Linked DNA regions of Homo sapiens: region 1 is linked to region 2. Evidence: chromatin contacts called from ENCODE Hi-C or POLR2A ChIA-PET data. All regions are on one chromosome and are shown on one strand. Each heading gives the region's core, a stretch centred on a gene start or an enhancer-like site at or near the end of the contact. The rest is flanking DNA. Distances are from core to core; before and after follow the strand shown.

Region 1 (7,060 bases), core at 758-3,257, 110 kb before region 2:
CACATTTCTTGGAACATATCCCCATCATTAAGTAACACATGACTGTATTTTCTGTCTCGGTCCTTCTGACGTTTGATATTTCTTAGCTTTCTATTTATTTACTTTTTTAACTGCCAGTATTTTTTAGATTCTGTTTTCTGGCTTCTAGTCCCCAAATTCCTATCCTTCCACCATATTTCTGAAAGCTTTTATGGTCACTATTTCTCGAGCCCCATAAGATTACTAGAGGAGTGCTGAGAAATGAGATCCTTTTGATCCGATGACCTGGTAGGTAACAGAAAATAATGAAACTCTGATGACTTGACTAGGGATTCAACCCCTTACTGGCCTCTAATTCCAGTATCAATGCTTCCCATGTTCAACACCTTTTGGCTTTGAAGAGCCCCAGGCAAGTGACAAGTAGTCATAGAATAAACACCAAGATGGAGAAATGGAAATGATGGCAGGGTTTCTTCTAGTCCCAATTGGTCTTAGTTAATGATAGGTTCATCTGGCATTTGGAAAGCAAGAATGTTATTTTAGACTGAAACGTCCCAGCTTTCTTCAAGTTGACCAACTAAAAAAGCTAGGGAATTGGCCAGGCGCGGTGGCTCACACCTGTAATCCCAGCACTTTGGGAGGCCGAGGCGGATGGATCATGAGGTCAGGAGATCGAGACCATCCTGGCTAACAAGGTGAAACCCCGTCTCTACTAAAAATACAAAAAATTAGCCGGGCGCGGTGGCGGGTGCCTGTAGTCCCAGCTACTCGGGAGGCTGAGGCAGGAGAATGGCGTGAACCCGGGAAGTGGAGCTTGCAGTGAGCCGAGATTGCGCCACTGCAGTCCGCAGTCCGGCCTGGGCGACAGAGCGAGACTCCGTCTCAAAAAAAAAAAAAAAAAAAAGCTAGGGAATTAATTACCAGTACCATGTGAAAAGCAGGCTTGGACTTGCTGAAATGAAACTAAACCAGTTCACCCTCTCTGCCAGAATGGCAAACAAAGTAGCATGTTGAGGCAGGTGTTACGGACCTTAAAATCAAAAGGGAGACTGAGTCATGCATGGGACAGAAAGTTCAAGGGCTTTCTGTCTTGTCTACTACAGGCATTCTAGAGGAAGAGAATTACTAAGAGGGGATGAGCAATCTCAAGTCCTTTCTCTAGCACCTCTACATTAGCTCTTACTTCTGTTCATTTCCCACCACTATGTTACATATGTTACAGCCTGCTATAGGAAGAGCTGCAAAACTTGTTTAGCAATGGAAGATCAAGTAGGTCAGGTTGGTGGTGCACCTTATTTTCCCATATCACAGGACAAAGATAACAGGTTTTTTTTTTCCCCCACAGCACTGCTTTACTTAGGTCTCTTTTCCTTGCCCCAAGATTTATCCTAAATTAGGAAAGGATATCTATGACCTTGATTTCAGACTTACCATATTATTTTATCTGTCATATATTAGTCCCACTGAGGGAAAGAGGGCTTGACAAAGACTTATTCTACAATGTGTGGGATTCCAGAATGTGTGGGTGGCTGCCTTAGAGTCAACAGGAGACATGCCCCAGCTAGTTTTGCAAGTACATAATGACATTCTAGAAGTTTCTCCTCCAAGGAGAAAGGAGTTAACATTCACTGATCACATACTATGTGCAAGATCTTCTTTAGATTTCCATTTGGTATCTCATAATAACCTTATGAGACTGGTAGTACTAACCCTATTTCACTTGATAAATAAACTGAAGTTCAAAGTAATAGGGTATGTGGCAAGATTCAAACCAACATACTTGACTCCAAACCCCATCTTTGGAGGGTTTCCCCTAGGTTCCCATTTGCTTTAGGAAAATTAGAGCCAATACGATCCTGCCCTTATACTGTAACCAGCACTGAATGGAATAATGCAAAACAGAAGCAGAGAGAAGCAACTACTACACTTCTTTCCCCTGAAACAGCTTGTAGACAGAATACTACTTCTACTGAGAAGATTCATAGTAAAAGCAATCAAAGAATTTTTAAGGTCACCCCAGTCAATATATGCCTACCCAGTGGAGGGGAAATCCCCACTTCTGGCAAAATGTGTCATGAAGGGTCACATGCTATTTTTCAGTCATGCATGTCACTTGATCTATGGCTAAAAGTGAGTTATTTCTGGGGCATACTGGGCTTACTACTTAAGCCACTTAGTGAACTATAAAATAATAGCATTCCATGGTTTGGGATTTTAACATTAACAAAATTGCTGGAGACATTCCAGAAGATGAGAAAGTAAACTATTTTGGAAAGTGACATTAAGAAATCAATTCTGAGAAAAGACAACTAGCTCTTGTACCACTGCTTAAAGTTCATTTTCTTTCCCTTCTATATCTGATTTTACCCATAAAAGTGTAATTTATGCTCATAAAAAAGTGCACATAGTGCAGAAAGTTATGAAACGAAAAGAAAAGCCTCCCTTCCCCTCCTAGTCTCACTTATATATCTTTCTGAAAACTTACTGTGCAGAAAGTAGCCTCTGTGTATGTGTATAATTTATAATAAAACAGCTCTTTAAAGTACAAGTTGGTTCGTTTACAATAGCATAAAAAAAACTTATGAAAAAATTTAACCAAGGAGGTGAAAAACTTATACACTGAAAACTACAAAATGTAGCTGAAAGAAATTAAAGACACCAATAAATGGAACAATATACTGTATTTGTCGATTTGGAGATTTAATATTGTTAAGATTTCAATACTACTCAAAGCAATCTATAGATTCAATACAATCCCCATCAAAATCCCAACAACCTCTTGTACAGAAAAATCTACCCTAAAATTCATATGGAATTTCAAGGGTCCCCAAGTGGCCAAAACAATCTTTTTTTTTTTTTTTTTTTTGAGACGGAGCCTCGCTCTGTCGCCCAGGCTGGAGTGCAGTGGTGCAATCTCGGCTCACTGCAAGCTCCACCTCCCGGGTTCACGCCATTCTCCTGCCTCAGCCTCCAGAGTAGCTGGGACTACAGGTGCCCACCACCACGCCCGGCTAATTTTTTGTGTCTTTAGTAGAGATGGGGTTTCACTGTTTTAGCCAGGATGGTCTCAATCTCCTGACCTCGTGATCTGCCTGCCTCGGCCTCCCAAAGTGCTGGGATTACAGGCGTGAGCCACCGCGCCTGGCCACCAAAACAATCTTTAAAGTGAACATTGCAGGCCTCATATTCCTGATTCTAAAATTTATTACAAAGCCACAGTAATCAAAACAGCATGGTATTGACATAAAGAAATACATCATAGACCAATGGAATAGAACAGGGAGCCCATTAATAAATTCTCCTGTATATGGTCAAATGATTTTCAACAAGGATGTCAAGACCATTCAGTGCAGAAAGGACAGTCTTTTCAACAAATGGTGCTGGGAAAACTGGATATCCACAAGCAAAAGAAAGAGGCTGGACCCTTACCTAATACCACATACAAAAATTAACTCAAAAAGGATCAAAGACCTGATATAAGACCTAAAACTGTAAAACTCTTACAAGAAAACCTAGGCGGAAAACTTCATGACATGAAATCTGGCAATGATTTCCTAGATATGACACCAAACAGACAACAAAAGCAAAACAGATAAACTAGGCGACAACAAAATTAAAAACTTCTGTGCATCAAGGGACACAATCAACAGAATGAAAAGGCAACCTAAAGAATGGAGGAAAATGTTTGCAAATCATGTACCTGATAAGGAATTAATATCCCAAATATAAAAGGAACTCCTGCAACTATACAACAAAAGAAACCCAATTTTTAAATAGGCAAAGCACTTGAATAGACATTTCTCCAAGAAGACAAAACAAATGGCCAATAAGCATATGAAAAGATGCTCAACATCACTAATCATTAGGGAAATGCAAATGAAAACGGCAATGAGATATCACTTCACACTTGGTGTGAAATGCTAAGATGGCTACTCTCAAAAACCCAGAAAATAACAAGTGTTGGTGAGGATGTGGAGAAATTGGAACTTTGTGCACTGCTAGTGGGAATGTAAAATGGTGCAGCTGCTATGGAAAACAGTATGATGGTTCTTAAAAAAATTAAAGAAGATTAAATAGAATCACCATATGATCCAGCAATTCTACCTCTGGGTATCCAAAAGAATTGAAAGCAGGGGCTGAAAGAGATATTTGTACACCTGTGTTTATAGCAGCCTTACTCACAACAGCAGCCCAAATGGCCATCAACAGATGAAAGGATAAATAAAATGTGGTATATGCATACAATGGACTATTATTTAGCCTTTAAATGGAAGAAAATTCTGGCACACGCTACAACATAGATGAATCCTAAGGACATTATACTAAGTGAGGTAAGCTAATCACAAAAAGACAAATCTGTATGATCTCACTTATATGAGGTATCTAGAGTAGTCAGACTCAAACATTAAGTACGAAGTTAATTGCCAGGAGATGGGGAGAGGGGAGAATGGAGAATTGTTGCTTAATGGGTATAGTTTTAGTTTTACAAGATGAAAAAGTTCTTGAGATTGGTTGTGCAACAACATGAATATATACTTAACCCTACTGAACTATGCATTTATAAAAATGGTTAATACTGTAAATTTCATGTTATGTGTATTTTTATAACAGTTAAAAAATTTTCAAATTATTTTAAAAGCTCAAGTTAGGTTATGTAATACTGTTATTTTAACCTTTACAATTTATCTTGTATATTTTTCCGTATTATCACATATTTCTTCTTCCTTGTTCATCTTTGGGACTATTTACTAGTATAAGCTTCTGTTAATTATTTAACTTTTCTCTATTGATGGGCAATTAGAATATTTCCAGTTTTTTCACTACTACTAACCTTGCTATAACATTCCTTCTTTGACCCATATATCTTTCCACACTGTATGATTATAAGTCATTGTCTAAAATTTAGACAAAACTCTAAAGACTCTAGATACAAAAAGACTATCAGGGCAAAGGAACACTTAGCTATAAAATCCAACTTAAGTTGCTGTCATTACCATTAAGACCATAAGTCTCATAACCTTTGATTCGGTGATTACATTTTAAAGGAAAATATTCAGTAGAAGGAAAAGGCTCTATTTTTGACATTATCTGTAATACTAAAAAACTGAAAAATGATCTAAATGTCTACTAATAGAGGCATTATAAGGAAATCAAGTAACACCTTTATGGCTATAAAACAATAATTAGGAAGACTATGTAACTGTATTAAAAATATTTATATGTTCACAGTAAAAAAAACACACACACTTTACATTTTAGGCTGTAATCCAGAGATTGTAAGTTCCTCATGGGCCTAATGTATCCCAGGCAGATGTTCTGTTTGGACTACACAACTTCTTTGAAATTAGAATTTGACTATCTTTAGGCATGGTGAACATTCTCCAATTCACTGTCATCTACATCACTTTCTGATGTTTTATAACCAATGCTTTGCCTTACTCAGGTACCTACATTCCTGACCCCCGAATGTGGATGAAAACTCAGAAGGACTTAGAAAAATATAGACAGATCTCCTGACGGGGAGTGAGCTGCTCAGTGCATTTTCCTTTGGGAGAAACAGTGCCTCCACTTACCGTTAAAAAATCTTATACCAGTTATCACATATGTTAAATATATGTACATACATACACAGCATGGTGAATGTTTTCCCACCAGATTGGCTTCCAATGCCAATTTGTGCAATTCAAGGTTAAACAAACTATAAATTGTCCATTTCCCAAGGGCACATAAGAAATAAAGATATGTTTCTTCCCACATCCCACACCTCCTTAAGAACCCCCAGTATCACTCACCTAGTGACTTGCTTGTGGAAGTCTGTAAGTTGTTTGTGTGTCACTGTGACGGCTCCCACGGTTGTTTCCTTTGGCAAACCTTTTAAGGAATTTTCTAACCATCGACAAAAAGTCTGTATAGGAAAGAGGGGTAAGAGTTTTAAAAGGAAGCATAGCTTACTCACCTGAGACCCTACAGATACTAACAAAACCCCACAAATTTTCCTTAGTAGCATTTACTTCCCTACACTTGGGAGCAAGTAAAGGAATCAACAAAAGTGCTCTCATTAGCCCTTCAAACCCTCTGGGTTGATGCAGTCTGCATATGCATGCCTAGACTTCCCTTCAAAGGGGCAGCGGGCATCATTTCAGAAAACGACTTTCTACACCTTAGAAGTGAAGTTTCTTCGGGATGAGGCTATTGTTTTGTTCCTGTCATAACGTATATGACATATATACATATGCACACATGCGAACATGAACACACACACACACACACACACACACTCGCTCTCTCTTTTTTGAGATAGGGTCTCACTCTGTTGCCCAGGCTGGCGTGCAGTGCACTGCAGCTTTGACCTTCCAGCCTCAAGTGATCCTCCCACCTCAGCTTCCCAGGTAGCTCAGACTACAGAAGTCCATCAACATGCCTGGCTAATTAAAAACAATTTTTTTTTTTAAGAGATGAGGAGTCTTTCTATGTTGCCCAGACTGGTCTCAAACTCCTGGGCTCAAGAGATCCTCCCAAAGTGCTGGAACTACAGGTGTAAGCACTTGACCAGTATATTTTTAAAATTAAACAGATTTCCAAAAACTCTTGAGCTTAAAGATCAAAAGTGATCCAGAGTAAAGGTTCAGATACCTGAAAGAGCAGGGGCAAAAAGTATACTAAGCCACCATGTCAGAAAGTATACATATGAGACATATGAGTCCAGAATCTTAAGGATTTTAAGGCCATCTCTCTCAGAATAAGTCCTATCCATTCAGTTCCTTTGTGATATCTGCCTGTTCTTTGTGTTAAAAAACCTTGCTCTTGTTGCTGTTTAATTTACTTATATATTTTTTATATAAGTATATCTAAGAATTCTCTTTATGCCTTTTCTATGCACAAAAATTGTCTACTCCCTTTACTTCCTTCCTTTCTAAAATAAAAATTCTACAGACTTCCTCTGGGTTCTTATTTTCAGTTTAATTGTTGTCCTTTGGGTCAGCACTAATATTTCTTCATCCCTTTCTTAAGTGGAATGTATACTTCAGTCATAGTTTTGGGCTGTAAAATTACTCTTTTATACCTAATTTTTTTTACATTA
Region 2 (6,681 bases), core at 4,055-6,554:
AATTTTTAAAGGACTCCAGCTCTTTTTCTTTCTCGGGGGAATTGGGTTTTCTTACATACAGCTGAGTTTCTGCTTACACACTCTTTAATTTCTTTTAATTCCTGTTTCAATGAGAGCACAAATTAACTGCCTACAGCCACAAGGAGCCTTGCTGGAAGATTTTCTGAGGGACAGTTGTGACATGCTGGGGTGGGAAAGTACTAAGTAGGTCTGCATTCTTCTGAACATAAACAGAGTGAAATTCATTTCAGAAAAGGAAATATGATACAGAGAACCCCAGGGAAACAGAATAGAAAAAAAAAATCCTAATTCAGTAAAAGGAGCACCAAACTACCCCTGACCCCATCTCTCTTAATCACACTCAAAGGCTTTCCTTGACGGTTTTCTCTTTGGAATCCAGATGTAGAGGAGGGAGAAAAGTAGCTTTCACCCCAAAAAGATTAATTTATATAATTCATATTATATCCAGTTTATTGATACCCAGCCCTGAAGTATACTTCAGGGTGGTGAGCAATGCATTGGTGCTGGTGTGATCTGGCCGAACTGCTGGACAACCAGGCTGATGGATCAATGCTCTTCTCCCACAAATACAAAAAGCACCGCTCACTGTAAGGGGAAAAGTGACTCTCGTACAGCACTAGGAAGAGAGCTGTCCTAAAAACCAGACTCCTTGGTGCCAATCCCAACACCACTTCTTTCCAGCCAGGTGACTCCAGCCAAATAACTACCTTCCTAAGCTGGATTCCCCTACCAAAAGGGGAACCAGACACAGTGACTCACACTTGTAATCCCTGCACTTGGGGAGGCCAAGGCGGGAGGATGGCTTGAGCCCAAGACTTGAAGACCAGCCTGGGCAACATAGTGAGACCCCATCTCTGCAAAAAATAAAAAAATTAGCCAGGCAATATGGCATGAGTCTGTAGCCCCAGCTACTCTGGAGGTTGAGGTGGGAAGATCCTTGAGCCTGGGAGGTCAAGGCTTCAGAGAGCTGAGCTGTGATCACGCCACTGCACTCCAGCCTGGGCGACAAAGTTAGATGCCCCTCCAAAAAAAAAAGCGGGGCATTGGGAGGCAGGTGTTCATAATACCTACCAATCCAACATACAGGAAAACCAGATAATGTGAAAGTGGCTTGGAATTGGTTCACTGTAAACAACTATAAAATGATTAAACACTGTTTTACAAATATGTGGAGTCAGTAACTTCTGGTCTTAGAAATAATATTTAGAAATAATTCACAGAATCCGGGCACCGTGACTCATGCCTGTAATCCCAGGACTTTGGGGGGCTGAGGCAGGTGGATCACTTGAGGCCAGGAGTTTGAGGCCAGCCTGGCCAACGTGGTGAAACCCCGTCTCTACTAAAAATACAAAAATTAGCCGGGCATGGTGGCAGATGCCTGTAATCCCAGCTACTTGGGAGGCTAAGGCTGGAGAATTGCTTGAACCTGGGAGGCAGAGGTTGCAGTGAGCCGAGATGGAGCAACTGCACTCCAGCCTGAGCGACAAGAGCGAAACTCAGTCTCAAAAAAAAAAGGGAAATAATTTACAGATTTTTACCAAAACCCAATAGCCCTTTGGAACATCGGAAGAATCGTGTATTTAATGAGTTACCAAGTCAGGAAACAAGACAAAGTCTTGGCTACCCCACCAGCCAAGCACCCTAGACCACTGTCACATTACCACACTGCCTGCAGCTTCCTGCTTCCTGGGGCCAAACTGCTTGGCAGCCAGCTATTGCTTCCTGAAGAATTTAGATATTTACATCCACTCATAACTCTCCCCCTCCCTGTCACTCTGCTTAGTGGGTACTGAGTACGTACCTGCTCTGGTTCCACACCACTGCATTTAGACCCCAGAGGCTCTTTCCCTGAACAAACTCAAAGCCCTCATCAATGTCCTCCAGCGTTCTAGATCTCTCTGCAGCCTCCAATTTCCCTCTTCCTCCAATGCCCAAATCCTCACCTTCCAGGACTCCAACTTCCAGGACTCATTCCTCTCTGGTTGTCACTCTGATTCTTAATCACGGCTATCAACCCATTGCAGGTGAAATCACCTGGGGGACTTTTAAAAATACCAATGCCTGGGTGCCTTCCTAGAGCAATCAAATCAGAAACTCTGGGGCTAGGTCTGGAGTGCCAATCTAGGTATTTTACAGCTCCCCGGTGATTCTAATGTGCAACTGTGTTGATAGCCATGCCTTCATTTTGTTACAGAAGAGTTTCTCAACGGGAGAGCCACTGGCATTCGGGGGAATTCTTCCTTGTGCAAGGAAGCACTGCAGCCTGTCACTAACACACCCCAGTCATAGCAGTAGCCAAAAATACATTAAACATCTCCACATGCCCTTAGCTGAGAATCTCATCAACTCTTCTTCCTTTCATGCGCTTCTTAAGAGTCAAAGCATACATACCCCATGGCTCTTCAGGTTTTTGGTTGCTTTTTTGAGACAGGGTCTTGCTCTGTCACCCAAGCTGGACAATGGTAAGATCTCAGCTCACTGAAGCTTTGACCTTCTGGGTTCAAGCAATCCTCCACCTCAGCCTCCCAAGTAGCTGGGACCACAGGTGCATGCCCCTATGCCTGGCTTATTTTTAAATTTTTTTGCAGAGACAAGATCTTCCTATGTTACCCAGGCTGGTCTTGAACTGAACTCAAGCAATCCTCCCGCCTCAGCCTCCCAAAGCACTGGGAGTACAGGCATGAGGCACCATGCCCAGCTGGCTCTTCATTTCTTTTTTCTTTCTTTCTTTCTTTTTTTTTGTGAGATGGAGTCTTGCTCTTGTCACCCCAGGCTGGAGTGCAATGGCGTGATCTTAGCTCACTGCAACCTCCGTCTCCTGGGTTCAAGCGATTCTCCTGCCTTAGCCTCTGGAGCAGCTGAGACTACAGGTGCCCGCCACCATGCCCAGCTAATTTTTGTATTTTTAGTAGAGACAGGGTTTCATCATGTTGGCCAGGCTGGTCTTGAACTCCTGACCTCAAGTGATCCAACCACCTCAGCCTCTCAAAGCGCTGGGATTACAGGCGTGAGCCACCACACCCGGCCAGCTTTTCAGTTCTTATATGACCAATTGTTATTTGCTTAGGACTGAGGGGTTTTCCAGGACATGTGATTTTCTTTTTTTTTTTTTCTTTTTTTTTTTTGAGACGGAGTCTCACTCTGTCGCCCAGGCTGGAGTGCAGTGGTGCCATCTTGGCTCACTGCAAGCTCCGCCTCCAGGGTTCATGCCATTCTCCTGCCTCAGCCTCCCTAGTAGCTGGGACTACAGGTGCCCACCACCACGCCCGGCTAATTTTTTGTATTTTTAGTAGAGACGGGGTTTCATCGTGTTAGCCAGGATGGTCTCAATCTCCTGACCTCGTGATCCACCCGCCTTGGCCTCCCAAAGTGCTGGGATTATAGGCATGAGCCACCGCACCAGGCCTGACATGAGATTTTCAGCGCCAAATGCAGGGAAGTCCTAGGCAAACACAGATGATTGGTCATCCTAGATTTTCTTGTAGTGTCTTCCCTAAGAGATAAAATTTTTTTTTTTCTGTTTCCCTCATGCCTTTTCTGGGATCTAGGCCTTCCCAGCCCAGCCTTCCTCCATTTAGGGATATACTAGGAAAAGCCTGGAGGAAGTTGCTGATGCAAGCCGGATCACCTGAGTTCCTCCCTGGGAATTTGCAACTGGAACTAGATGCCCGTCTCAGGTTGCCTTGTGCTCCAAAAGAGTTTTTTTGTTGTTGTTTGTTTGTTTTTGTTTTTTTGAGATGGAGTCTTGCTCTGTCACCCAGGCTGGAGTACAGTGGTGAGATCTCGACTCACCGCAGCCTCCGCCTCCCAGGTTCAAGTGATTCTCTGCCTCAGCCTCCTGAGTAGCTGGGATAACAGGTGTCTGCAACCACGCCCAGCTAATTTTTGTATTTTTAGTAGAGATGGGGTTTCACCATGTTGGCCACGCTGGTCTCAAACTCGTGGCCTCAAGTGAGCCGCCCGCTTTGGCCGCCCAAAATGCTAGGATTACAGGTGTAAGCCACCATACCCGGCCCCAAAAGAGATTTCAACTTAGGAATTGTCTGTGGTCATTTTCTACCGTGAAGACTTTTGCAGGGATGTGGAGGTGAATGGTCAGTGGAAGACAGCTTGTCTGCAACAAGAGAGGAAACGCACATGCAGAGCAGAGGTGAGATGGAAACTTTCCCCAATTTCCCGCAGTGGTCTGGGCCAGGGATTCTCAGATGTGAGCCTCCATCACCAGCACCTGGAGAGTTTGTCAAAACACAGATTGCTAAACTGGGCACGCTGGCTCACCCCTGTAATCCCAGCGTTTTAGGAGGCCAAGGTGGGTGGATCACCTGAGGTCAGGAGTTTGAGACCAGCCTGGCCAACATGGCAAAATCCCGTCTCTACTAAACAAAAATTAGCTGGGCATGGTGGTGGGCACCTGTAATCCCAGCTACCTGGGAGGCTGAGGCAAGAGAATCACTTGAACCCAGGAGGCAGAGGAGGTTGCAGTGAACTGAGATTACGCTGCTGCGCTCCAGCCTGGGTGACAGAGCGAGACACTGTCTCAAGGAAAAAAAGAAAGAAAGAAAGAAAGAAAAAAAAACCCCACAGTCTGCTGAGTCCCACTGCTAGAGTTTCTGAGTCACGAGGCCTGGGGTGTGGCCCAAGGATCTGCTTTTCTAAGGAATTCCCAGGTGGTACCGACACTACAGGTTAGGGGCTTGACTAATGGTGAGGACCCCTGCTCTGGGCCAGAGGGCTGAACCAGAGAGCTTAGTTCAGCATCCTCCCCAGAGTCCCCACCCAGCCTGTGAGCATCCAGCAGGCCCAGTCCCTGTCTTTGGGTTACATGAGTCTGTATCTTTCTAACAAATTCTCCCTTTTTTCCCCTAAACAGCTTAATTGTGATATAATTCACACACCATACTTAATTGTGATATAATTCACACACCATACAATTCACCCACTTAAAGTATTACAACTCAGTGGTTTCTAGTATATTCACAGAAATGTGCAACCATCACCACAGTCCATTTAAAAAGGAAGGAAATGTTGACACATGCAACAATACGGATGAACCGAGGACATTATACTAGTGAAATAAACCAGTCGGAAAAAGACAAATATTATTTGGTTCCACTCATAGGAGGTAACTAGAATAGTCAGATTCACAAAAACAAAGTAGAATGGCAGTTGCCAGGGGCCGAGGGGAGGGGAAAATGGAGAGTTGATTTGTACAGAGTTTCAGTTTTGCAAGATGAGGGAGTTCTGAGGACTGGCTGCACAGCGATGTTGTAACCACATTACACCAATCTGGTTCAACTTCTATGTAGCAAAGTTGTGAGTTGTTTTTCAGTGGTCATGGCCCTGCAGGTTGGAGGGGGCAATGCCCGGATGAACATCGTGTGCAACCATGAATGGGAACTAAGTGCTCGGACCAAGGAACCAGGCTGAATTAAGAAGCAAACACCAGGCTGGGCGCTGGTGGTGTACGCCAGTAACCCCAGCACTCTGGGAGACCGAGGCAGAAGGATTACTTGAGCCCAGGAGTTCGAGACCAGCCTGGGCAACATGGTGAGATCCCATCTCTAAAATAAAAAATAAAAATAAAAATAAAAGCAGACACCATGGCAGGACCCATGATCCAATCAGATTGAGCTCTGGGGTGACCCTATGGCAGGATCTAGTCAGATCACTCCTCATTACCCTATGCTAATTAAAATCCAACCCAGCCTCCAGCTCCAGGAGACAGATTTGAACATTTCTTCCTGTCTCTTTGTCTGTCAACTCACAAACCTTTCTCACTGCAAAAACTGTGTGTTTTGGTGTTTGGCTTTCTGTTGCATGCTGGCAAATGGACCCAGTTTTGGTTTGCTGACAATGCGAATATACTTAACACTGAACTGTACATTTAGAAATTGTGAAGATAGTGAATTTTATATTATACCTTTTTTTATTTTGCCACAATAAAAAGTAATTTTCTCTGTCTTTTTTTTTTTAAAGACATATGGCCTCTGTCACCCAGGCTGGAGTGCAGTGGTGTAGTCATAGCTCACAGCAGCCTTGAACACCTGGGCTGAAGCCATCCTCCCACCTCAGCTTGCCAAGTAGCTGGGATTACAGGCATGAGCCACTGTGCCTGGCAAAAGTTATTTAAAAACTTTTTTAATGTCTTTTAAAAGGAGACTTTCTGATGTGGTCAAAGGAAGCAGTTGGTATCCAGATTCAGCTGAACTTAATACACTTCCTTGGTTTAATTTATGGAAATATTTATATAGTTCCCATTTAATTATCCTCCAAGGACATGTCTGCTCAGAGGATCATCCTAGTTCTCTGGCCAACAATAAACAGGAACTGAGACAGAGTGATGGACGATATGACTCTTAGTGTTTCTGTCATGGCACATTGGCCTTTATGGGTCATTGCCCATGTGTTCCAGGATTTAGGATGAATTTTAATATGTCACTCTGCGTGGGCTACGGATTGGGTTTTATTAGGGAAAGTGAAATCTTACAAGGCTGGGTCAACAAGCAAAGGGGAAGCAGGAGTCTCCCATTCTATTCTCCGTCCCATAGAGAAGTATGTGAAGGTCAGGGTCTCAGCTGGATCTGCAGGATAGGTCCATGTTCTGCTGTATTAGTTAGGGAATAAATGTAAGAAACCAGTCTGTGAGTAGGGAACACATGA

The links. A loop is a pair of places that touch in the nucleus more often than their neighbours do. ChIA-PET counts read pairs that join two places held with the same protein, here RNA polymerase II (POLR2A). Pooled maps may share reads with other maps.
Region 1: a pooled map shows a loop between it and region 2 (2.3-fold over the local background). The contact joins two enhancer-like sites. A Hi-C loop is called at or near these places in 1 of 37 single-sample maps with no recorded cell type and 5 of 50 pooled maps. POLR2A ChIA-PET finds 5 or more read pairs at or near these places in 6 of 52 experiments (GM12878, HepG2, OCI-LY7 and 3 more).

The regions. Positions count from the first base shown.
Region 1 is chr7:128,961,509-128,968,568 of GRCh38, forward strand. TNPO3 (transportin 3) reads right to left here. Exons shown (of 23, transcript NM_012470.4): 21 at 5,772-5,884. Among named protein-coding and RNA genes, the nearest start is that of IRF5, 27 kb to the left of the region's middle. RefSeq lists enhancers at 1,526-1,635, 1,756-2,055. Within about 2 kb of position 2,008, at least 3 of the 41 ENCODE cell types and tissues checked have a DNase peak (open chromatin) inside an H3K27ac peak, as active enhancers do.
Region 2 is chr7:129,067,532-129,074,212 of GRCh38, forward strand. No RefSeq gene overlaps it. Among named protein-coding and RNA genes, the nearest start is that of TNPO3, 16 kb to the left of the region's middle. RefSeq lists an enhancer at 5,205-5,314. Within about 2 kb of position 5,305, at least 4 of the 41 ENCODE cell types and tissues checked have a DNase peak (open chromatin) inside an H3K27ac peak, as active enhancers do.